Linked DNA regions of Homo sapiens: all the other regions are linked to region 1. Evidence: read pairs that join two places in POLR2A ChIA-PET (ENCODE). Cell type or tissue: Panc1. All regions are shown on one strand.

The links. Peaks named below come from ENCODE experiments on the same cell type or tissue, not always from the same donor. Only the 100,000 strongest peaks of a DNase experiment are listed, where the experiment ranks them.
Region 2: POLR2A ChIA-PET joins it to region 1 with 7 read pairs; 2 of 35 experiments call an interaction of 5 or more read pairs at or near these places.
Region 3: POLR2A ChIA-PET joins it to region 1 with 12 read pairs; 1 of 35 experiments calls an interaction of 5 or more read pairs at or near these places.

The regions. Positions count from the first base shown.
Region 1 is chr10:124,060,781-124,068,780 of GRCh38, reverse strand. All of the region lies in intron 1 of CHST15 (carbohydrate sulfotransferase 15), which reads left to right. Among named protein-coding and RNA genes, the nearest start is that of CHST15, 29 kb to the left of the region's middle. In Panc1, no CTCF peak of the experiment used is centred here; DNase peaks (open chromatin) are centred at 4,600 and 4,710; H3K4me3 peaks cover 289 bases.
Region 2 is chr10:123,727,059-123,735,058 of GRCh38, reverse strand. No RefSeq gene overlaps it. Among named protein-coding and RNA genes, the nearest start is that of CPXM2-AS1, 46 kb to the left of the region's middle. RefSeq lists an enhancer at 5,193-5,692. In Panc1, no CTCF peak of the experiment used is centred here; no DNase peak of the experiment used is centred here.
Region 3 is chr10:123,841,155-123,849,154 of GRCh38, reverse strand. CPXM2 (carboxypeptidase X, M14 family member 2) reads left to right here. Exons shown (of 14, transcript NM_198148.3): 4 at 6,667-6,806. Among named protein-coding and RNA genes, the nearest start is that of CPXM2, 47 kb to the left of the region's middle. In Panc1, no CTCF peak of the experiment used is centred here; no DNase peak of the experiment used is centred here; H3K27ac peaks cover 1,590 bases; H3K27me3 peaks cover 38 bases.

The DNA of each region.
Region 1 (8,000 bases):
ACTTCTTTTTTTAATTCAAGAACAGGGATATTAAGGCAGGTGATGAAAGCAGAATTTTTAATAAGAGCATAGTGATGCTTTTCACAACGGACTTAGAAGACATTAAAATATATGTGTTTTGATCTTTTTCTGGATTTGAATATGAAGGACTAGTTATTGCAACAGACAGCAAAGTAATTCATTTCGGATGCATTTCAGCAAGCCAGCCCTCTAGGAGACGCTGGAATAAAATGTGGAAGTGTGTGACACAGACCAGACTGGACATGTACCCGGCCCATCAGCTAAAAAGCCAAAGAGCAGGTGGAAACAGGAATAACAGTGACAGTGATGGTTACCATGATGAGGAGCACTGCCAACGATTCCTGAACTTCCCAGGTGCCCTGTCCTTGCTTGGTGCTTCCCATGGATTATCTCAGTCTTCCCTGTGGCTCCATTAGACTACATATTGTCACATCATCCCCATTTTTCAGATAAGGAACTGAGGTGGGCTAAGTGTCAGGCCGTGGAGCCAGGATGAGAACTCCAGCTGTCTAGATAACCCATGTCCTGGTAACTGCCACTCTGCTCCCGAGTGGTCAGCATGTAAACCACTGCAGCGTGGGGACTGACTTCACCATCCCCTTGGCTCTGCCTCTGACCCCCCGAGCAGGTGAGAGCTCGAGCCAGCTATTCCGGGAATTAGGCATATACTCATTTTTTGCTTCAGTTATTTCACTAATTAAGGCAAAGTTTCTGGTAGTTTGACATTACGTATCTGGATAATTGCCTCAATGTATCATTTTCACTTTGCACCCGCAGACACAACCTTTAATGAAACTTGAAAACCCAACTCTCCTTGGGGGAAATGATACTCACTTCTGTTTCTAGGCCAGGCGCAGTGGCTCCCGCCTGTAATCCCAGCACTCTGGGAGGCCGAGGCCAGCGGATCACGAGATCAGGTGTTCGAGACCAGCCTGGCCAACATGGTGAAACCCCGTCTCTACTAAAAATACAAAAATTAGCGGGGCATGGTGGTGGTCGCCTGTAATCCCAGCTATTTGGGAGGCTGAGGCAGGAGAATCGCTTGAACCCAGGAGGCGGAGGTTGCAGTGAGCTGAGATCATGCCACTACACTCCAGGCTGGGTGACAGAGCAACACTCCGTCTCAAAAAAACCAAAAACACAAAAACCATCTGTTTCTAAATCTGTTTCTGAAAGTAGTTGAGGGCGCAGACTTCCACTTATAAGCTTAATTGCCCAACATGCAGAAGAAGTCTCCAACTTCCCTGTTTATCAGGCTTGAAAGTCAGCCTTGGTTTGGGGCAGATGGCCTGCTCCTGGTCCTTATCTGGGAGATGAGAGGTTCCGACAGTGTGATCTCTCAAGTGCCTCAGTTTGGATCTGAGCTTCTGTTCTAGCGGCTTCCATGCCCAACTGGATTGCATATCTTAGGAAGCAGGACAGAAGTGCACCTGCACTGATTACTGAGCAAATTGGTCTGAATAAGTGCAGTAGATGCCAGAGATTTCCACGAATGATGTGAATGTGATCACTGGCCAGAAAATATCCATGGACGATAAATATCTGGGCTTCATGCTCTGAAAAATGTTCCTAATCTCTTCTTTGTGATCCCCAAAGAGATTTTTAAGGGAGTTTGGAAGTCTGCCACTTGCAGAAGTCCTGGTGTTCCCAGCACTAAGTGCAGGATGTGGAGTCTGGGGTGCGACTGTCTTGTCACTCAGATGGGGCTGCATGCCCGGCACAGTGCTAAGTGCAGCCAGTTACTCTGGAATGTGCAAATGGCCCCTCTGCCCCAGCTGCAGAGCGCCTTGCGGGTGGCTCAGGTCCTAGTGGGGATAGGAAGAATGGGACAAAAGGAGGAGGCTAAGCCCAAGGCATGTGCTGTCACCAAAAGTGCTGGCTTCATCTCAGAAAGCTGTGGCTGGGTTGGGCTTGGTTGCTCAGGGGAACAGGGAGACGCAGCCCAGGAAATGAGCTGTGGCTGGGCTGGAGCCCACCTCCCCAGGAGGGAGGTGCATGGCAGCCCAGGTGGGGTGCCCCCATCCTAAGATGAAAGGTCTCCACCTCTTGCTTAAATTGTAAGGTGAACGCTTTTGGCCATTTCTAAGGAAAAGCACCTTTGGGATTTGTTCATCATCCTTCATTTTTGCTCAAGGTTTTGGGTGTGAAAACCTCAGAAAAACTAAGTCAACCAAAGACTTTCCAGCGATGTCATCGACTGTGTTGTCATCCAAAGGGGAAAATAATCCCAGCTTATGAATATTTAGAAAGAAGATAATTGCAAATTGCTTTGTGACCGTGTAAACTCGTTTTTTTTTTTCTTTCCCCCAGCCAGTTACATAAGAGGAGGTGTGGGTCAGTCCCAGAAATAGATGCAGAAGCAGTGACAGAACACGTCTTGGCGGTGGTGGAGAGAGACAGCCCTGGGTTCGAGTCCCAGACTCGCAGTGTGTTAGCTAAAGAAGTTTGAGAAACATCCGTCTCTTTCTTTCCATTTCAGCCTCCTCCCCCTTCCCCTAGCTGGTCGACGCTCAAAGCTCTCCTAGCCCAACACTCTGTAACTTGAGGAATAATGTTTTAAACCCCCAAATCTAGTCCTCCCATAAAACCCAGTGAATCTCTCAAATTGATTAAATGGAGGCACTCATTTTATTAGATAGGTAACTGGTATTTTGCCTTTTCTGAAGGGTAGAAGAGGGGAAAAAGTGACTGAGGGGACCAAATAAGAAAAAAAAGACAAAAAGACAGAAGAATTCGGGTTTTTAGTTGATTCCGAATACTCGATGCTTTTGAAACGTTTCCAAGTTTCCTTTACGGGAAAGGAATGCAAATGATCCAAAAGGGAGGAGGGATTTTTTTCCCCCTTCTTTTTTGTCCTGAGCTCAGTACCTGGGATTTTGCGGCATGTGCTGAAAAATTATATCTTCTGGGTGCAGAAATTTGCCTGAAAGGGTTATACGAAACTGAGAATGGGTCAAAACAAAACAAAACGGAAAAAACAAGACTTCTGGCCACAGGTAAGAATCATATAATTTACTGAGACATATCATTTTGGCATGTTTTGTTAAGGGTGAAAGCTAATTTGGAAGAGGCAGGAAGGGGCTCTTGAGGTTGGTGGGAATGAGCTGCCGTAATGGGGCCCGCAGAATCACCCTTGTGTCTGCTCCCAGCAGGACTGGCGGGGGAGGGGCAGGGAGTAGCTCTCTGTGGGTGTCGGGAACCCCAGGGCCAGTGAAGCCTGGGGCCAACCCCCAGCAGTCCCACAGCAGGGTTGGGTGACAACAATTTGCCTGAAAGTCATGGAGAAACAGGTTTTCAGTGACATAGAGACTAAGCCTAGAGGCAGAATTGTAAAACCTACCAAGTTTTATTACTTATTTACTTTTTTTCTTCTTTTTGAGATACGGTCTTGCTCTGTCACCCAGGCTGCAGTGTAAGTGGCATGATCATGGCTCACTGCAGCCTGGATCTCCTGGTTCAAGAGATCCCCCGACCTCAGCCTCCCAAGTAGCTGGGACTGTAGGCACCACCACTATGCCTGGCTAATTTTTAAATTTTTTGTAGAGATGGGGTTTTGCCTTGTTGCCCAGGCTGGTCTTGAACTCCTGGGCTCAAGCCATCCTCCCACCTCGGCCTCCCAACATGTTGGAATTACAGGCAAGAGCCACCGCGCTCAGCCCAAATTTTAAATTTAACCCCCGCCCCCAACATGTATTGGGCATTCTGTCTTTATGACTGGGCTATGTTTTTATGTGTGTTGCCTGCCTACCTTTAGAATTTTCTTCAGGACTTTTTTTTGTAAAAGCGAACAAAAGAAGAGACTCTTTTGCCTTCACAGAGCTGATAGGACTGTCAGCTGGTTAAGGCGGATGCTAGTCAGACAAGCACACACAAAAAACGGAAGTGGGAAGGGTTGGAGGATCAGGGCAGGGCCAGTGTGGTCTGGGGTTTCAGGGAAGGGGTCCTTGCCTGAGATCTGAAGGGTGAGCAAGAGCGAATGCATCTAGCAGGGCCAGTGGTGTTGGGGAAAATGGGATCTGGCTAAGGAGGCTGGGAGAGGCAGAGATGGACACACAGAGACAGCGAGATAAAGGCCGCCAGCAGGAGTGGGGGCTCGGGGGTGGGGTTGGGGGGATGCAGTGCTGCAAGGGGGATTGAATGTTCCCAGGTACAGCCCAGCAACGAAGAGGGGCTCAGGGCTTGGGGGACCTGCCCAAAGTCACAGAGTGGGTATGGTTGTTTCATGATCTCGTGGTGTCTCCCGGGCCGCAAGCCCCACAGCGCCAGGGCTGTGCCTACGCTGCGCACCCTGAATCCCCATGGACTCCCAGTCAGGGGCTTGCGTTCTGCTCCGTGGCCACTGCTGTACCTTTGCAAGGATGGGGAAGGCCTTGGGGATGGGGAGGCCATCACACAGGCACTTTGACTGCATCAAGCGAAATTCTTACTTAATCTGAAATGACTTCAGGTCTGAAAACTGTGTGCTTTGATCAAATATTTACTTTTCCGAAACAGAAACCAGAGCAGGTCTTGATTGTACCAGTCAGCTTGAACCAGTCAGCTACAATGACTTTTCGTAAGTCTATTTTTTTTTTTGAGATTTCGTTTTAGCCCAGGAGGAAATCTGCTATCTGCAAGAAAGTCCTGGCCTTCATAATGAGGCCTGAATTCTTTCCAGATCTTATGAGAAAGATTCCACTCTTCTGTGATTAATTCAGAGAGGTTACTAATTTCTCATACCATAGATCGTTTGCTTTGTGGGAGATGACTGTGCCTCAGCCAAGATCCACTTATTATTTTTTGAACAAGTTTTTTTTATTATCATGTTTACATAGCACTGAGGACACAAAACAACGCTGGAAGCTCAGCTGTCTGATTCATACGCTGTATTGCTGACTCTCACTTCTCCCTTCCCCTCTCTACTCTACCTCTCTGCAAAAGAAGGCTTTCCTTCCAGAGCTGGCAGCTGCCCCTGCTTCTTGACAGGATGAGCAAGACAGCGGTGGTTTAAGCAAGGTCTTCGCTGTGCTCCGGAGAGATGTGGGTATTCTGGGGGAACATGCCTTTGTTATAATATTTATTGAATGTTCACTTTTCCAGCTCTGAATACTGAAACTTAGTGAGATTTTTTTTTTCGAGCCATGCCCCATCAACACTTTTAGGTTGTCTCTAATGGAAAAGAGAAAAGAAAAAGATTCATTTTTGATGGACTGGGCATATCCAAGTTCAGTGTCTTGGGTGATAGGTCTATAAATAAATACTTGTTTGACCTATTTTACAGAGGTTGGAAATCTAGATTCTAGATCTGAGTGGAGTTATCAGAAACTAGGTCTGTTATCTAAAAAGCTAGAGGAAATTGACAAGGAGAAGGAGGGTCTGAAATGACCTTTTTTTTTTGAGACGGAGTGTCACTCTGTCCCCCCAGGCTGGAGTGCAGTGGTGCGATCTCAGCTCACTGCAACCTCCACCTCCTGAGTTCAAGCGATTCTCCTGCCTCGGCCTCCCGAGTAGCTGGGATTACAGGTGCCTGCCACCACGCCCGGCTAATTTTTGTATTTTTAGTAGAGATGGGGTTTCACCATGTTGGTCAGGCTGGTCTCAAACTGCTGATCTCAGGTGATCCACCCGCCTCGGCCTCCTAAAGTGCTGGGATTACAGGCATGAGCCACTGCGCCCAGCCTGAAATGACCATTTTTTAATTAGTTTCTTGTCTGGATCTCTCTCTCTTTGCCTCCTGGTGTCTTGGTGGGACCAGCGTTTTCATGGCCACATCAGGGTGGAGAAGGGCTCTCTCCCAGCCTCTCCAAAGCAGTTTTATTCAGACATTGCTGGTCTGCATGCAGCTTTAGCCAAGCCCCCCAACTCTTGAAAATGGGAAACTGCTTGATGAGTGAATGTGAAAGTACATGTCCCCATCCTCCATGAGGTGAGAGGTCTTCAGCTTGCGTTTAAGTCCAGCCCTGCCTCTTACTTGCAGTGTGATTTAGGGCCAGCCACTTCACTGTCAGAGCCTCGGGCTCCCTTCATCCTTTTTAAAAGTATTCGGCCACTGATTCCGGCTCGGCTGGGTCTTTATACACCAGGCCAAAGTCCTTACTGTTGAGCTGAGATCCTGTTTGCAGAAACGGGAGGGAGGAAAGAAAAAGAAATGAGGCTGCTGGTGGTGGTGGTTGCCGTTTGTTGAGCAGTTGGAGTTGGCAGGCACTATGGGCATATTTTTGTGGGGATTTTCCCGTCTAATCTCCACGCCTGTCCATGGGGTCGGTACTGCCGTTAATCTCCCTGCTACAGATCAGCGAAGGGAGGCACCGAAGTGCAAAGCAGTTTGCCCGAGGGCACACAGCCGGTAAGGGGTTGATACAAACCAGATGGCACGTGTGGATGTTCACCTGCCTCTGGGTTTTGGCTTTTCATCTTTCCTCCCCGCCATGTTTCTCTTTCCACAAGGGTATGTGCCCGTTCCTATGTGCCCAGCAGCTGTATGGGATGAGATCCTAGGCTGCCTCTGTCAAACGCTCTTTGGGCATTGGTGAACATTCATAAAACAGCATCCTCTGGGGTCACATTGTCCCTTTTGCTCTTGGACCTGGAGTTCCTTTGGTCTGTGCGTGTGTGTAAAGATGCATGCCCACTCCAGGGAATTCTGTGGTCTGCTTGGGGTTTTCCATTGCAGTGGCAGAGAAGACAAGGGAAAATGTCCTTCCCGGCTGCACTCCCAGGCCTGTCATTTGGAGTTGAATGGTAATAGAAGGGTTTTTTTTTTTTTTTTAATGATTTATAGTATGTCTGGAGGAAAGATGTTATTAATTCAAAGATAACTTGAGAAAGGAGGGGACACAGTGCAGCTTGGACAGAGCTTCCCACTGGTGCTTTGCGCAGTCTTTAGCCCACCTCTGCCTTGCCTTATGTGGTCCTATGGCCTCATTTCAATTCCCTATTTCACCTGATCTGACGAGGGAGGCAAGGAGTGCATGCATTTTCAACAGATAAAGAAACTGAGGCTCAGAGACGTGTCTTACTGGACGTGAACTCACGTCCTGGAGGCCTAGGCCCAGTCCGTTTTCTATTTGCCACACCATTTTTTGTGCAACATTTATTATTTTTTCTTTATTATCTTTGTAGTTACAAAAGTGATGCTTGCTCTATGTAAGTAAAATTGGAAGCAAGATGGAATGTGTAAACAGAAAGCATAGCCCCCCAAATGCTACCCACAATCAACAATGGGAAACTGTGTGGGGAGTGTATTAGTCCGTTTTCACGCTGCTGATAAAGACGTGCCCAAGACTGGGAAGAATAAGGGGTTTAATTAGACTTACAGTTCCACCTGGCTGGGGAGGACCCAGAATCATGGTGGGAGGCAAAAGGCACTTCTTACATGGCTGCGGCAAGAGAAAATGAGACAGAAGCAAAAGCGGAAACCCCCGATAAACCCATCAGATCTCGTGCTTATTTACTATCACGAGAATAGCACGGGAAAAACCGGCCCCCATGAGTCAATTACCTCCTCCTGGGTCCCTCCCACAACACGTGGGAATTCTGGGAGCTACAATTCAAGTTGAGATTTGGGTGGGCACACAGTCAAACCATATCAGGGAGTGAATGTGAATGTGCATGTCCCATCCTCCATGAAGTGAGAGGCAGTTTGGGCTTCAGCTTGTGTTTAAATCCAGTTCTGCCATTTACTTACAGTGTGATTTAGGGCAAGCCACGTCACCCCACCCAGAGCCACCGTTTTCTTATCTGCACAATGGGGCGATTACACCTACCTTTAGCGTTGTCTAAAAGTCAGAAAGAGATGAGAGGAAGCAGGTTCCCAGCTTGATGCCTGCCATAAAATGGCAGCTCATCCTGGTTCCTTTCCCTTTCTCCCTACACCAGTGCTTCTCAAACTTTCCTCTTCGTACTCAAAGGTGAAAGACAGTGAGAGCTCCCTGGGGTTTCCCAGGCTGGCCCCGACAGCTTGCAGCCAGCAAGGCAAGCTGGATCTCTGCAAATTTTGT
Region 2 (8,000 bases), 330 kb after region 1:
CTGAGCAGTAGGTCTCAACAGTGTGCTTAAAATATTCAATAAACCGTGCTATAAACAGATGTACTGTGATCCAGGCTTTGTTATTCCATTTATAGAGCACAGGAAGAGTAGATGTAGCATAATTCTTAAGGGCCCTAAGATTTTCAGAATGGCAAATGTACATTGGCTTCAACTTAAAGTCACCATTAGCCCCTAACAAGAGAGTCAGCCTGTTCTTTGAAGCTTTGAGGTCAGGCGTTGACTTCTCTCTAGCTATGAAAGTCCTAGATGACATCTACTTCTCATGTAAGGCTGTTTTGTCTACATTGAAAATACATTGATTAGTGTGGCCACCTTCATCAGTGGTCTTAGCTAGATCTTCTGGATAATTTGCTGCAGCTTCTCCATTAGCACTTGCTGCTTCACCCTCTACTTTTATGTTATGGAGACGGCTTCTTTCCTTAAGCCTCATGCAGCAACCTCTGCTAGTTTCATGCTTTTCTTCTACATCGTCCTCAACTCCCTCAGACTTCATAGACTTGAAGAGAGTTGGGGCCTTGCTCTGGATTAGACTTTGGCTTAATGGAAGGTTTTGGCTGGTTTGATCTTCTATCCAGACCACTCAAACTTTCTCCATATTGGCAATAAGGCTGTTTTGCTTTGTTATCACTTGTGTGTTCACTAGAGTAGCACTTTTAATTTCCTTCAAGAACTTTCCCTTTAAATTCACAGCTTGGCTGTTTGCCACAAGTTACCTGGCTTTTGGTCTACCTTAACTTTCAACATGCCTTCCTCACTAAGCTTAATCATTTCTAGCTTTTGGTTTAAAGTGAGAGATGTGTGACTTTTCCTTTCACTTGAACACTTAGAGGCCACTGTAGGATTATTAACTGGACTAATTTCAATATCGTTTTATCACAGGGAACAGGAAGGCCTGAGAAAAGGGAAAGAGATGGAGGAAGGGCTGGTTAGGGGAGCAGTCGGAACACACACAACATTCATTGATTAAGTTTGCCATATTACATGGGTGCAGTTCATAGTGCCTCAAAACAATTACAATAATAACATCAAAACTCACTAGTCACAGATCACCATAACAGATAAAATCAAAATGAAAAAGCTTGAAATATTGTGAGAATTACCAAAATGTGATGCAGAGACACAAAGTGAACATATGCTGTTGGAAACATGGCACCAACGGATCATTGTAGGGTTGCTACAAGCCTTCAATTTATAAAAAAAATGAGGTATGTGTAAAGCACAATAAGGCAAAGCACAATAAAATGAGGCATGTCTGTATACAGTCTGTCAGAATAATGATACCATTTAGTTGAACACAAATTTACATTTTTTGTAGTGTTAAACATTAACTAGGAATAATGCTAGCTTATTTGAGCAGTAAACCTGAATAAGGTTAGGAAACAGTGTGTATAGTAGAATAAAATCTACCTCGTGTTATACATAGCATTAATTAGAAAGACATAGCTGCCTTGTTATTAATCAAAATTATTAAACTAGTCTCATTTGCCAAAGATTTACCTTAATTATATGGATTCCTAAAATGCTTTTAAGTTAGCTTTGGCTGACACACTTCAAGTATTAAAAGTTTAATGTCCTTATTTTCTCGTAATTTGGGAAAATTTCATTTCTAGAAGTGTTTGTATCCAACCAAAATATAGCTCTTTTATTTTTTTATTTTTTGAGACAGAATCTTGCTGTGTTTCCCAGTCTGGAGTGCAGTGGCGTGATCTTGGCTCACTGCAACCTCCGCCTCCTGGGTTCAAGCAATTCGCCTGCCTCAGCCTCCTGAGTAGCTGGGATTACAGGCATGCACCACCACATCCGGCTAATTTTTGTATTTTGAGTAGAGACAGGGTTTCACCATGTTGGCCTGGCTGGTCTTGAACTCCTGACCTCTGAAGATTCCACCAGCCTCGGCCTCCCTAAGTGCTAGAATTGCAAGGGTGAGCCACTGCGCCCAACCTAGCTCCTTTAATTTAAGAGACTTTTAAAATTCAATTTATTAATACGCTCTGGATATACAAAAACATCAAATACACAATGAAAGGTAGTTTTCTGAATTATAGACACCTAGACTTATGATCCCGTAGATAGTTTATAGCTTCAATTCTACCATTTTAGCTGCTACTCATAAAAACTCACAGTTCCAAGTATCAAAGAGCTCTTGTCTTTCCTAGTAGGCACAAAATTATTATCTCATTTACATAGACAAATGGACAAACAAAAGACTGCTGAGAGGTGAGCTCTTACTCCGAAGAGAGGGCACTGGCCCCTCCAGGCATAGGGCTGCCCTCAGCCTTCAGAGCTCACTTGCCTGTGCTTGGAGAGCCATAGTGCCTGGGAACGCTGTTCTCTGGAGCACTCCCCCACCAATGAGTGATGGGTGTGAGTCTATAAATACCCCAGCTCTCTCGCTCCTAGATCAGGATATTTCTGAGTTGGATTCTACACGGTCCCCAGAACTTCCCATGGGACTGAGCCAAGGTTTTCCTTGACATCACATCTTTGCTTGGTGCCTTCCTTTCCTGATCGAAGGTCTCCACGCCCCTATCAGGTTTTCTTGGACTCACTTTCCAATAAATTTCTTTCACACACATCCTTATCCCAGAAGCTGTTTCCGGGGAACTCAGCCTGAGGTTCTAAATATCCCCTGCATCTGTCAGAACAGGACCCTGAGTATTTTTGGGGGAGCAATATTGTGATAGTGTGATTTACAATCAGAAATATATATTTAGTCTCTGTCCCCGGGTTCTTGTAATTCCTGAGCCATAGAGGTGCTAGGTGTATCTTTTGTTTGAATGTTTGGTCTTTGACCTCAGTTCCTGATACAGAGCACCTAATCCCTTGAAATTTTCTGGGTGATAGGAGCACCTTTTGTTCCAATGAGGCTACTCTTAGTGGGCTCCTGGATGGAGCTAATCACCAGAAATACCAAGCCATGATTAAAAGCTTGGAACTTCCAGCCCCACATCCCATCCTCCAGGAGAGGGACAGGGGATAGAGACTGGGCTAATAATTTACCATGTCTATATGATGAAGCCTCCATGAAAATTCCTAAAAGATGAGGTTCAAAGAGCTTCTGGGTTGACTCCAATTCAGGTCTCTCTGATGGTGCAAAAGTCAACATCTCCAACTCATAAGCAACACAGAACTCAGGAACAATTTTGCTTACATTTTCATAATTTAATCTGCCTGAGAACTTTAGATACCAGAAGCCAAAACACTACACAGTGACTAAAATGAATAACACTGTTACTGGGCTGTTTTCAGCTGTTTTCAGATGTTCCTTTATGCACTGAGGCCCTTTCCCAGCATCCTCCCCAAATCGCCTACAATTTCTAACATTGCCCGAGCTGTCATTGGGCCTCACCTCATAACTTGGCAGCCATTGTTAAGAATTAGAAGACGAGGGTCGGGCGTGATGGCTCACGCCTGTAATCCCAACACTTTGGGAGGCCGAGGCAGGCGGATCACAAGGTCAGGAAATTCAGACCATCCTGGCCAATATGGTGAAATCCCGTCTCTACTAAAAAATACAAAAAATTAGCCGGGCATGGTGGCACGTGCCTTGCTTGAACCCAGAAGGTGGAGGTTGCAGTGAGTCGAGATTGCACCACTGCACTCCAGCCTCGGTGACCAGAGGGAGACTCCATCTCAAACAAACAAACAAACAAAAACAAACAAACCAACAACAACAACAACAACAAAAAGGAATTAGAGGATGAGAATAAAAATGTTTGTGTACACTAACCTTGTTGGAGCTGTGAATGCTGCTGTGTTCACACATTTGGGTGGAAACTTTCAGCCTGGTAAACACCTATCAGTGATCCTGGACAATTCTGAATTTACAGAGTATGAAAACATGCTATTTCCAAACATTGCTTCCTCTCTTCTAGTTGATCAATAAAGAACTTTATGAGATCCTTCTTCTGGATAACGGAAAAGGTCATGAGCTTCCTAGGGTGCTTGCTTGCTTAGTTATTTCATTAAGGATAAAATTATCTATGTTCCTAAAACCCTGATAAAGAAAGACATCCTGTTTGTGAAAGCAGTGGGTTTTGAGTCAGGTGATACAGGAAAGTGAGAGACTGACTATATAGTGCAAGGAAGGCTTGACCATCTATAGCAATTGAATTCTGACCCACAACCTGCAGCAACCAGTCCAGAAAACTAGCCTGGGAAACCAGCCTACTATTTATAAGTCAGACTTGCAGGAAGCCAGGCCACTATATCTAGCGCAATTCAGGAAGCCACACAGTAACCTCTGTAACAGTCTGTCCAAAATGACCAAGGCTCCAATAATAAAGAACCGCTTCCCTAGTTTTTGTCCCTGCTTCCAACTTAGGACCAACCAGAGAAGGTTAGATTTTTATTTTTCCCCTAACCAATGACATAGAATGTTCTGCTTCTACTTAGTCCATCTACAGCTTCCTGTGCCCGCAGCCTCCAGTCAGGGACCACCGGAAGCTTCCTTTTCTTCTGCTATGAAGCTCTCCCACTCCTCTGCCTGCTTTTTTTTTTTTTTTTAGAGAGGGTCTCTTACTCTGTCTCCCAGGCTGGAATGCAATGGCAAAAACATGGCTTACTGCAGCTTTGATCTCCTGGGCTCAAGTGATCCTCCCATCTTAGCCTCCTGAGTAGCTGGGACTACAGGGATATACCACCGTACACAGTGAATTATTTTTTAAATTTTTTGTAGAGATGGGCATCTCACTATGCTGCCCAGGCTGGTCTCAAACTCCTGGTCTCAAGTGATCCTTCTGCCTTGGCCTCCCAAAGTGTTGGGATTACAGGTGTGAGCCACTGTGGCTGGCCTCTCCCTGCCTTTCCTCTTGTGAGTTTCTATGAAAACACAAGTGATGATGGCTGCCTCCCTTGCTGAAGCAAGCTCGGAATAAACAGCTCATTCCCATTTGGTTGGTCTTTATTTCCACAAGAAAGAGGAAGTGATTTGAGTTCAGACTCTGTCACTCACTGCCTGTGTGATTCCAAGCAAGTGACTTCATTCTGCTCTGGCTTAGGGTCCTCATCTGCAGAGGAAAGGTGGTGGAACTAAGCACCTGCAAGGTGCCCACAGAGAACAGCAGACAGCCGAGAAGGATCCTGTGCTGCTTTTAAAAATTCATGTTTTGGAGTCAACTCTATTGCCCTCATTTTTTTTCTTTTTTTAGGAATATAGGGTAAATATTTTTTTCATTTACATGGCACTTTGCAATTTATAGAGGATTTGCACATCCATCGTTTTATTTGTTCTTCTCAGCAACCCCTAGGGGAGGCAGGAAATTCCCCTCAGCTCCATTATGCAAATGAGGAGGTGAGGCTGCCTCACAGAGGGCTCCACAGGTGGAGCCATACTAAGCGCTTACCCTACCCTGACCCCTTTTAGTACAGAGGAGGCAAACCAAACCCGTGCACTTGGCTCACAGGAGTATTTGTTCATGATCCACTGCCTCTGGATAGTGATATACGGACTTTTCTTCAGAGCAGAGTTTCTCTCCATAGTGCTGCTAACTGGCGATGTCCTTCGCCTGCAGCCCTAGCTTTGGTTGTGAGAATCTCTTTCCAGCTCAGGCTCTGTCTGTTGTGCCAACACCCACAGTACTATTGGAGCAGCGGGGATCACACAGCATCAGGACGGGATGTTGGTGCTCTTGAGGGTTGTAAGGTCAGAGGTGTGGAAATGCCCAAGTTCTCCCTGCAAATCACCTCTACTTGCTCCCTAGAGGCTCAAAGAGGCACAGAATCCCTAAAAATGCAGGTTTGTTCTAAGATGAGCTTTGTGAAAAGCCTTTCTTGAGTGTCTGCTGTGGTCCCATCGAATAGGCATTGGGAACTCTTAAGGTGGAAAGACTCCAGCCTTGTGGTTCTAACATAGGTGACAGCAAAGGCATGTATGTGCACCTCGAGGGCAGGTTTTAGAGGCTGCTCATCTCTGATGACTGCAGTGGGAGGGTGGGGGTTGACTGGCAAGGAAGGTGACCTTTCACCCGGATGCAGAAGATGAACCAGAGTTCAGCTGGCTGACTGGGTGGGGTAGGGGAGGGGGAGGATAAGAGCGGGGTCTCTTTAGGGAGAGGGGACAGTCTGTGCAGTGGCTCTGAGGGACACGAGTACATTGTATTTGAGGAGCTATAAGAGGACCCCAAATTAGAAAGGGAAAAAAAACCAGGGTGGGGAAAGGCAGGTGATGCTACTGCTGGGTTCAGCTGTGAGCCTTTCCGTGTGGCTGCTCCAGGCCCACAGAGCACTCACAAAGGCCGCACTTGCAATCCCAAGAAGCACAAAGAACAGGGAGCACAGCTTCTCACTGAGAAGTGATGGGGTCATTTCAGAGTACTGTTGCTTTTGTCTAAAAGCGTGCAAGTTAAAGAGCTTTATTTTAATAAATGAAGTGGAAAAATTGTTTAGTCTTTAAGAAAGGAGGATAAATTGGCCTTTAAAAAAAGTCAAGCAACTGTGGGACAGGCCTTTGGATTTAATTGCAAGCGTATATTTGGCAAATCTGGTACCTTTGCAATCACCTCCCACACATTTGCCTGCCCAGTGAGCCAGGCAGGGAGACTGGGGAGACAGGTGTGCTTGTTTCCTTCTTCCTGATGGGAAAATGAGGCCTGGGGATGGCCAGGAACTTGCCTGAGGTTTTTTCCAATTATCAAGCAGCAGAAATTTTGAGAGACTGGCATTTAGTAAAGGACAGACGATTGAAAAGATTGCAAGATGGGAGTTTGGAGCAACAATATCCACAATGGGATATTTTGTCTAACTGTGTGCCTTGGTTTGGGGGTTCCCAACAGTCAAGTCTGAGATGAGAACTTGAGTGCAGGGAGTCATTTGGGGGGTGGTTCCAGGAAGCAGGAGGGAGGGAACAGAGAAAGGGACATGGTAGGGGAGAAGCTAGGATGAAGTTCACTGTGAATGGCAGCGGGAGCCTATGGAATGCCTCTTGCTATGGTCTTGCTATGGCCATGTGCAGGATGGGAGGTTTTGTCCCCTGCTCCCCTCCCATTGGCCAAGGCTTATCCCCAGGGTGCTCACTCCCTGCACTTTCAAGCTACACTTGTGTGAAGGCTGGTGGGCTCCTGGGTGCCCACAGAGGGCCCAGTGAGAAAAGCCAGCAATGCAGAGCCCTTGGACAGAACTGAGGAGACTGGCGCTGGTCACCATTGGCATCTGTAACACCAAGTGAGGTATCTTTGCAAGGTGAGCCGGGGCAAATGACCCATGCATGGGACAACTGAGTAGAAAGATGTTCTGAATTCACCATTTCAAGACCTGGACCAGTGAAGGCCCAGGAATCTCTCTGCCTGCATCTCTCTGATGCACTGTTGGTTATAAGGAATCCTAAGCCACTGGTAACAGGAGGGCAGGAAAAGGACTAAAGGCTGGGGTGAACACCGATTCATTGATTTACTTATTTATCAAGTATTTACAAACACCCACTGTTTACCAGGCACTGTGCAAGGCTCAGGGGATAAAGCAGAGATGGAAACAGGAAATGTCTCTGTCCTCACCAAAATGGCATTTGCTAGGTCTTCGGGTTTCTCTAGTTGTTTCGGTCCCAGTGGGTTTGCTGTGGATGTACAGAAGATGATACCATGGGGTCACAGGTGGAGGGAGTCAGGTGAGGTAATCCCTTGTCCAATGTGTGATGTACTCAGCCACCTTGCAAGTAGAAGTCATTCAAGAAGGGCGTGGAGAAAGAGCTGCAGGATGTAAGCATCTTTGTCCAAGAAAGTGGCTTTCTGGAGGGAGAGATGAGGCTGGGGTAAACCTCGAGCCTTCCTGATGGGCCAGAGGATGGTGGGATTAGGAGACAGAGGACCTGTCACTGCAGAAGAATGAAATGTCCTGGGGGAGAAAATATACCTTATCTCTATAAGGTCTGCCTGGGTGGGGATCCATGGTTCATGTGTTCATGCATAACACCTAAATTCACATCTACATGCACACATATGTGGTTCAGCAATCCTGAGAGATGCTATAGAGCCAAGGATGACTGG
Region 3 (8,000 bases), 220 kb after region 1:
GCCACAGGAAGCAATAAAAATAGAATATCTAAGAAACACGGATGATTCATTCAGACAAAGAACATCTGTCAATGGGCTAAATGGACCTAACTTACTATTAATAGAACAAAACTGAAATTGTACCATAAAGCAAATTTAATCACAGGTCACAGCAGGCACATACTAAACATAAAGGGAATCATACTTGTACCCCCAGTGGCTTCCATGTATTGACTGTCTTTTCTGTGCCAGGCACCATACAAAATACTTGTAACTGTGACAATGGTATTATCACATATTTTATTTCTATCCTCATTTTATAGATCAACTGACCTAACTGGGGGTATTTAAATAATGAGCTGTAGAATGAGGACTTGCACTTGACCTGCATGCATTTCTGAAGGCGATTCTGAGCTGTGCTGCCTTCTTGGAGTGCATAGGAGGATACACACAATCTTTATTGGGTCACTCATAAATGAATTAATAATTGCTTAAGAATTAAACTTGTTCCATAGATATACAATGTTAATGGCTAAAGCATTTCCCAGATTGGAGTTAAATTGAATTAGAATGTTGATGTGAAAACATTTGCCTGTTTCTTTTTCAGTTAGTATATTTCTTCATCTTTTCTTCTTTTAAATAGTTAATAAATGGTTTATGGTGTGTTGAATAGAATTTATTTTTAAATATTTTTAATTTTAAACCGTGGATGTTTACTAGTTTCCTTGGCCAATGCAAGGAAATAGTTAAGAAATTGGTTTTGGTTTTAAAAGTTGCTTCAAAAACAATGAATACAGTGTTTTTGTACAGCCTACTTTACCGATGATTAAGGTTGGAATTGGGACAAGGTGCATTGCCAATTTGCAGAAGGATCAGCAGATTGCACCTGGAAAGTTTTATGGGTTTATAGCAGTGGTTTATTACAGAGGTTTATTGAAGGCAGACATTCAGACCACATGATGGCCATTTTATGGCAGATTACTTACTTTACTAATCAAATGTCACAGCTAACGTTTTTTAGATAACCTCCCCCTGAAAAGGCATTAACTTGCTGATAATCTATAGTTTCAGCTATTGCTTCTAAATTTTTTTCTCAAAAATATTTTAAAATAACTATCACTTTATCCTGTTTCTCTCCAAATAGCCCTGGGATACGTCTGCAGAGAGGCAGCTGTAAGTCAATTATCCTGGAGTCACTAAATAGTTACATTCACTTGGATATGACTTTTTATTTGCTTCCAGATGTTTCTGTGTAGAGGCAGCCCATGATTATGAAATATGTACAGTGCAGATCAGTGACTCACTGCCGCAGAATGATTTTGATATTCACTGTTGTCTCTATCTCTCAGAAATCAAAGCCCTTTGCATAATACCTAGCACGTAGTCAATGCTCTGTAGATACCTGAAAAATGAAAGAATCAACAGTAGACATTGTATCAGTCACCCTCTATATCTATGTATCCCTTTCCTTTTACTTTTTAAAATTGCTTTTTAAAACTTGTTTTAATCAATTTTATAACAAACAAACACACTTCACATTCCACCCGGCCCCTGACTACCATCAAGCACTGTGGATGGCACAGCTACTGGAAACTCTTTTTAATTGTCTCTTTGGGAATTGAAATCTTCAATTCTTTTTCTTTTTTTTTTGAGACAGAGTCTCGCCCTGTTGCCCAGGCTAGAGTGCAGTGGTGCCATCTCGGCTCACTGCAACCTCCGCCTCTCAGGTTCAAGCAATTCTCCTGCCTCAGCCTCCTGAGTGGCTGAGATTACAGGCCTGTACCACCACACTCGGCAAATGTTCTATATTTTTGGTAGAGACAAGGTTTCACCGTGTTGGCCAGGCTAGTCTAGAACTCCTGACTTCAAGTGATCCACCCACCTTGGCCTCCCAAAGTGCTGGGATTACAGGCGTGAGCCACCGCACCTGGCCTGAAATCTTCACTTCTAAATAATATGCACATATTGATCTGTATCAATTTATAGATGTAGACTTGATGTTTTAGATCCCTATTCTGGAAGATGAGGCTATCACCCATTTTTATCACCCCTTTCCTCTCTTCCATCTTTCCAATAAAATTGTAGCTCAATTTTTGGGTAAATCTGTATCTAAGGTTTTCATTATTATGACTGAAAATTTTGCTTCCTACTTACTGAGCCAAGAAATACTTTAATTTTGAGTCAGGAAATATTTACTTCATATCATTTCTTAACAACCTTTTGTTTTCCTGGGCCTGCTTGTATTTTTAAGAACATATTCTCCCCACACCCTGCAATAGGTCTGGATCTGAAAAAACAAACAAACAAAAAAAACCTTCAATATCATTTTTTATGCAGCCACATCTGTTCAGTGGTTTTTAGTCCTGCTTTGTGTTTTACGTTTCTGTTAGATACTCTTTCAGAAGCCATTTCACCTGCTGCATTCTGAATGGGCTACTCTCTGGGTCTCCTACATGTCTACTGTCTTGGGTCTTCTTCACCATCATTCTGATAATTCTCTGCTATGTTGGAACCCTTGATTTCTGGGTCTGATATATTCCTCTCTGTAGTGTTCTGCCTCATTTTTTTGGAGTGCATCCTCTAGTACAGGGTCCCCAAGTCCCCCGTCCACAGACCAGTACCAATCTATGGCCGGTTAGGAACGGGGCTTTCACAGCAAGAAGTGAGTGGCAGGCCAGAGAGCAAAGCTTCACCTGTTTTTACAGCCACTCCCCATTGCTCAAATTACGGCCTGAACTCCACCTCCTGTAAGATCAGCAGTGGTATTAGATGCTCAAAGGAGCGCAAACCCTACTGTGAACTGTGCATATAGGGGATCTGGGTTGTGCGCTCCTTATGAGAATCTAATGCCTGATGATCTGTCACTGTCTCCCATCACCTCCAGATGAAAATGTCTAGTTGCAGGAAAACGAGCTCAGGCTACCATTGATTCTACGTTATGGTAAGTTGTGTAATTTTATTTCATTATATATTACAATTTAATAATAATAGAAATAAAGTGCACAATACATATAATATGCTTAAATTATCCCAAAACCATCCCCCACCCCCAGATGGTGGAAAAACCAGTCCCTGGTGCCAGAAAGTTTGGGGACTGCTGCTTCAGTAGCTTCATGGAAATGGTGTATGAAAAATAGATTTTTTGAGAGTCTGTGAATCTGAAAATGTCTTTATTTTGCCATCATGATTGATAGTTTGGCTGAGTGTAAAAATTCTAGGATGAAAAATCTTTCCCTTTTGAACTTTGAAAGCACCATCCCTCCATTCTTCTAGCTTCAGATGCTGCTATTGAGAATTCTGATGTCATTCTTATTCCTCTTTCTTTCTTTGTGTGTGTTCCTTTTACTGCTTGTTTCCTCTTTGGAAACTTTTAGAATCTTTTCTTTATTTCTGATGTTTTGAAGTTTCAAAATGATATTCCATGGTGTGTATATTAGTTTATTATGTGTACTAGATTCTTACATGTTTTGAAGACTTAACTGGGAAAGTACAGTTTTTATTTGGTCGTTTTTTTCCCCCTAAAATTCTTCTGGATTTCTTCCTCTGCTTTTCTTATTTTTCTCCTGTTGTCTATTTTTGTGTACTGTTTTCCTTTTGTGAGATTTCTTCAACTTTATCTTTTTAGCCTTTTTGTTTTAAAAATAGAAAGCCTTTCTATTTTAAAAGTTGCTGACATTTTAAAAATTTCAACTTTCACATTTTAATTTCCAAGAGCTCTTTATTGTTCAGTGCTTTTTCCTTTTTTAGAGTATTCTGTTCTTGTTTCATGAAATCAAGACCTTTCTAGAAATATTAATTATAGATTTTTAAAGCCTTTTTTCTGTTCTCTATTATAGTTTGCATTTTTTTTTTCTGTTTGTTATAAACCTGACTGCATGGTGTTCTATAGCTGGTTGGGGGAAGGAGCTGGAACATGTCACTCTTTAGTGTGCTGATGCCCCCAGAGGTTACTGTTTTCATCCATCACGGCACCCCTGCCTCCTCTGTGCCTAGTATCCCCAATCCAGGGTCTCTACAGTTTGCTTTCTTTTCAGAGAAAAATTTCAGGTCCTCTGTGGAGTGGGGGTGGAGATATGGGGGAATTAATTGTATTTTTTTTTTTTTTTTTTGAGACTGAGTCTTGCTCTGTCACCCAGGCTAGAGTGCAGTGGTGCAATCTTGGCTCACTGCAGCCTCTGCCCCCCGGTTCAAGTGATTCTCCTGCCTCAGCCTCCTGAGTAGCTAGGGTTACAGACGTGAGCCACTGTGCCCAGTCTAGTTGTTTTTTTAATACACATTTTGAAGCAATTGCCTGTTGAGTCCTGCCTTACCCTCACCTCCCAAAGGTATCTTGAAACCCAGGTTCTCAGCTTTTCTAAGGTTCTGTGTGGCTTGCTTCTTATTGTGCTGTTTTGACGTTTGCACTTCCTTCTCTTGCTGAGTCATTCAGGATTCCTCCATCTGATTCTGTCTTCATATATTGTAATTTAGGGCTTTCATATGTCTTTTGGTTTTATCAGAGATCAAAGTTGTATTTCTGTGTCTTGCTTTCTTTGCTTGGGGTTGACTTTTGAGAGAAGAACACAGAAAAACTAATGTGTTTATCCCATCATCTTGAAACAGAAAAATCCTCTTAGATTGACCTTAGACAGTATCAGGTTTTCTCTTTGTGTTGGATTTGATAATTCCCACATTTATCTTAAGCAAAATTGAGTCTGTTAGGGGCATTGGTGTGCTTTCTTTAAGGTAAAAAAAAATGCATATAATTTAATTTCCTTTATAAAATTACATTAATTCTCAGTTTTTTTTTGGTATTGTAGTAGATTCATTCTACGTTAGTGACGTTTTCAAGACTAGTGTACCCTTTAAAGAATCAAACCTTTTGGTTCACCAACTTTTAGTTGAAATTTCTCCAAAATTTATCAGCGATTTCCCTACATTATTAAAGAGAAAGAGATGAATGCATTCTTCTCGTGGTTTCTCGGAGGCATCATCTGAATATCATTTATTGCACGATGGTATAATTTTGTAACATCTCTGGGGCTGGTACCTCCTCTTTCACTGAATTCTCCCAGGCACTTGCTTTTTAAATTCATAATCGATTTTGCAGAGGTGGCTGTCACTTCCCAATGAGTCATCTTTGGGAAGAGCTCTCCATTCCCCTGACACTGTGCTACATTTAATTGACTGTCCAGTGTGCTCAGAAAGAACTGAGATTGGCAGCAGAAACAAAATATTCAGGCTGGCAAAACCAGGAGCCTTAAATTTAATTTCAAATCCTGTTCAGTAGTCTTTGATGGACAGTTCCTTCCAGTTTCCATGATTCTATAGGGTACATGTCTCAGGCTATGTGGCAGTTCTATTCTTCTCTGCTAAGCCTCAGATGTCTAACACTGTACTGTGGTTTTGTCCTGATAGAACGCTTATGTTAGCTGGTACAGTGATGGATAGAGTTTTGCTCAGCAGAACCTTTGGCCAAGTTGTTCACGCCTATAGCTGGACTCTTAGTTTCACATTTCCATTGCCAATTAAAAGTAAGGCTGTCCCCAGAATTTGAGTTGAAATGCTCAGAGATAGGGAAGATGGGCTGGCTGATCATTTTTATCATTCAGACTTTTTTTTTTTAATCTGATCATAAGAAATAGCTTTGCAGGAGAATGGTGTGAACCCGGGAGGCGGAGCTTGCAGTGAGCTGAGATGGCGCCACTGCACTCCAGCCTGGGCAACAGAGCGAGACTCCGTCTCAAAAAAAAAAAAAAAAAAATAGCTCTGTGAAATAGCCATGGAAAAATAGGGTTAATAAACGAGGATGCTTCACTTGGTTCAAATGTCCTTTTTGGGAGGCGAGGAGTCAGGGAATTATCTCTTCACATGGTGATAATATAGAGAAAATTCCAGAGCAAAAACTTTACCTATCTTGGAAATTCAGATCAAAAGAATTTTGGAGCAGGGCATGGTGGTGTGTGCTTGTAGTCCCAGCTATTCAGAGGGCCGAGGAGGGAGGGTCATTTAAACCCAGGAGTCTGAGGCCAGCCTGGGCAACATACCAAGACTCCATCTCTGAAAAAAAAAAAAAGAATTTTTGGTAGTAATAGCAGCTGATACTGAACACATCAAATGACTTAAACACTAACAAACAAATGTTCACTGGATAAACTTACCCTTCAACACCTACTTCAAGTATCCCCTGGTCTTGGGGCTTTCTGTCTATGATCAGCCCCACACTAAGTTAGTGATTCTGTCCTTAAATGCTCCCGCAGCGGTTTGCTCATATTCCTGAAATAGCACCGGCCCCACTGTGTTCTAATTCATCTATTTTCACATCTTTCTTCCTGCCTAGATGGCGAGGTTCTGGGAGGGAACGATTCACCTTTGCGTCCCCAGCACCTGGTGTGCGTGGGCTGCTGTGTGGGAGATGGTTTATGTGTGCTAGATGAATGAGTAGTAGGAGTACTCATTAAATTTCATCTTTCACACTGGGCAAAAAGAGGACATGGTATATTGAAATATTTTCAACTTGTGGATACTAAGCAACTCCCTTTTATGATTTAGGATGAGGAGTTCAGGGCACAATTATTTTTTTCTTTAACACCTTCCTCATTTTCTTCTCCTATCCTCCCTCCCTTCCTCTCAGCCTCAGGAAAAGATATGTCTTAATTTTCTTCAATTAAGAGTCTTTTTGAAGAACACCGCTTTCTTTCTTTCTAGGCGGGCATTAATGAAAATGATTTTTATGACGGAGCGTGGTGCGCGGGAAGAAATGACCTCCAGCAGTGGATTGAAGTGGATGCTCGGCGCCTGACCAGATTCACTGGTGTCATCACTCAAGGGAGGAACTCCCTCTGGCTGTGAGTGTACCTGGACATATGCTTTCTGGACCCTGTTTTGGGTCTAGCTTTTGAGGGTCTGGACAGACACAGGTCTGGAAGTTGCAGAGAGGTGTTTGGTGATGGGCAGTAGAAGAGGAGAAAATTGGAATATGAACAGGAGGCTGGGCTCGTTGTCGACACATTCTCCTGGGGGGGATGGTGCGTTTCAGAACGACACCCTCCCCCTGTACAGGAGTGGAGAGAAAGATCTGCCTGTCAGGTAGAGCAGAGTAGACACAGACTCAGTGAAATCCAGGCGGTTTAGGCAGCTCTGGGACGAGATATTAGTGTCTTGACTGGTGGCCAGGGCACAGCCCAAGGCAGGACCTCTGGACAAACAGTGAGTACACAGTTCTGGGGTAGAGGGCATGGATTGTCCAGATCCTGGAAAGAAGGACTGGAAATCTAGGTTCCTAAATGGAGGATCACGAGAGAAGTAGTGAAAGTCAAGGATGACAGAGCTTGAGGCCTGAGAATGAGAAGGGGTCTCATTTCTCAGAATTTCACTCAGGGCCAAGGCTGGGACAGTGACAAGTGTGATCTGATGGTAATCACAGGAGAGATGGGCTGCAGCCCCTGAAAACCCTCCGTCTTATGACATATGCATACAGTGAAACATATTATTCAGCCTTAAAGAGGAAGGCATGCTGCCACATGCTACACATGGGTACAGCTTGGGGACATTCTGCTGAGTGCAATACACCAGTCACAAAAGACAAACACTGCATGATTCCACTTCCATGATGACCTAGAGCAGTCAGATGTACAGAGGCAGAAATTAGAATGGTGTTGCCAGGGCTAGGAGGAAGGGGGAATTGGGAGTTAATGTTGAAGAGGTACAGAGGTTCAGTATAGCTTGATGAAAAGTTCTGGAGATAGATGGTTGCAAATCAATGTGAATGAACTTAATACCACAAAACTGTACAGTTCAAGATGGTTACAATGATAAATTTTATGTTATGTTTATTTTACAACAAGCAAGCAAAAATACATGAACAAAATCACCCTGTCGACCGCGGCGGCTCAGGGCTGGTTGTGGAGACGGAGGTAGAGCTGCATCCCTGAGGGATGTTGTGTGGCTCCAGCCATGTGGACGGTGGTCACGCAGAGCTTGGGGGCTTTGTGGAGGGGCGCAGTAGGGTCAGCAGGACCTCAGGTGCTTTCTGAACTTAT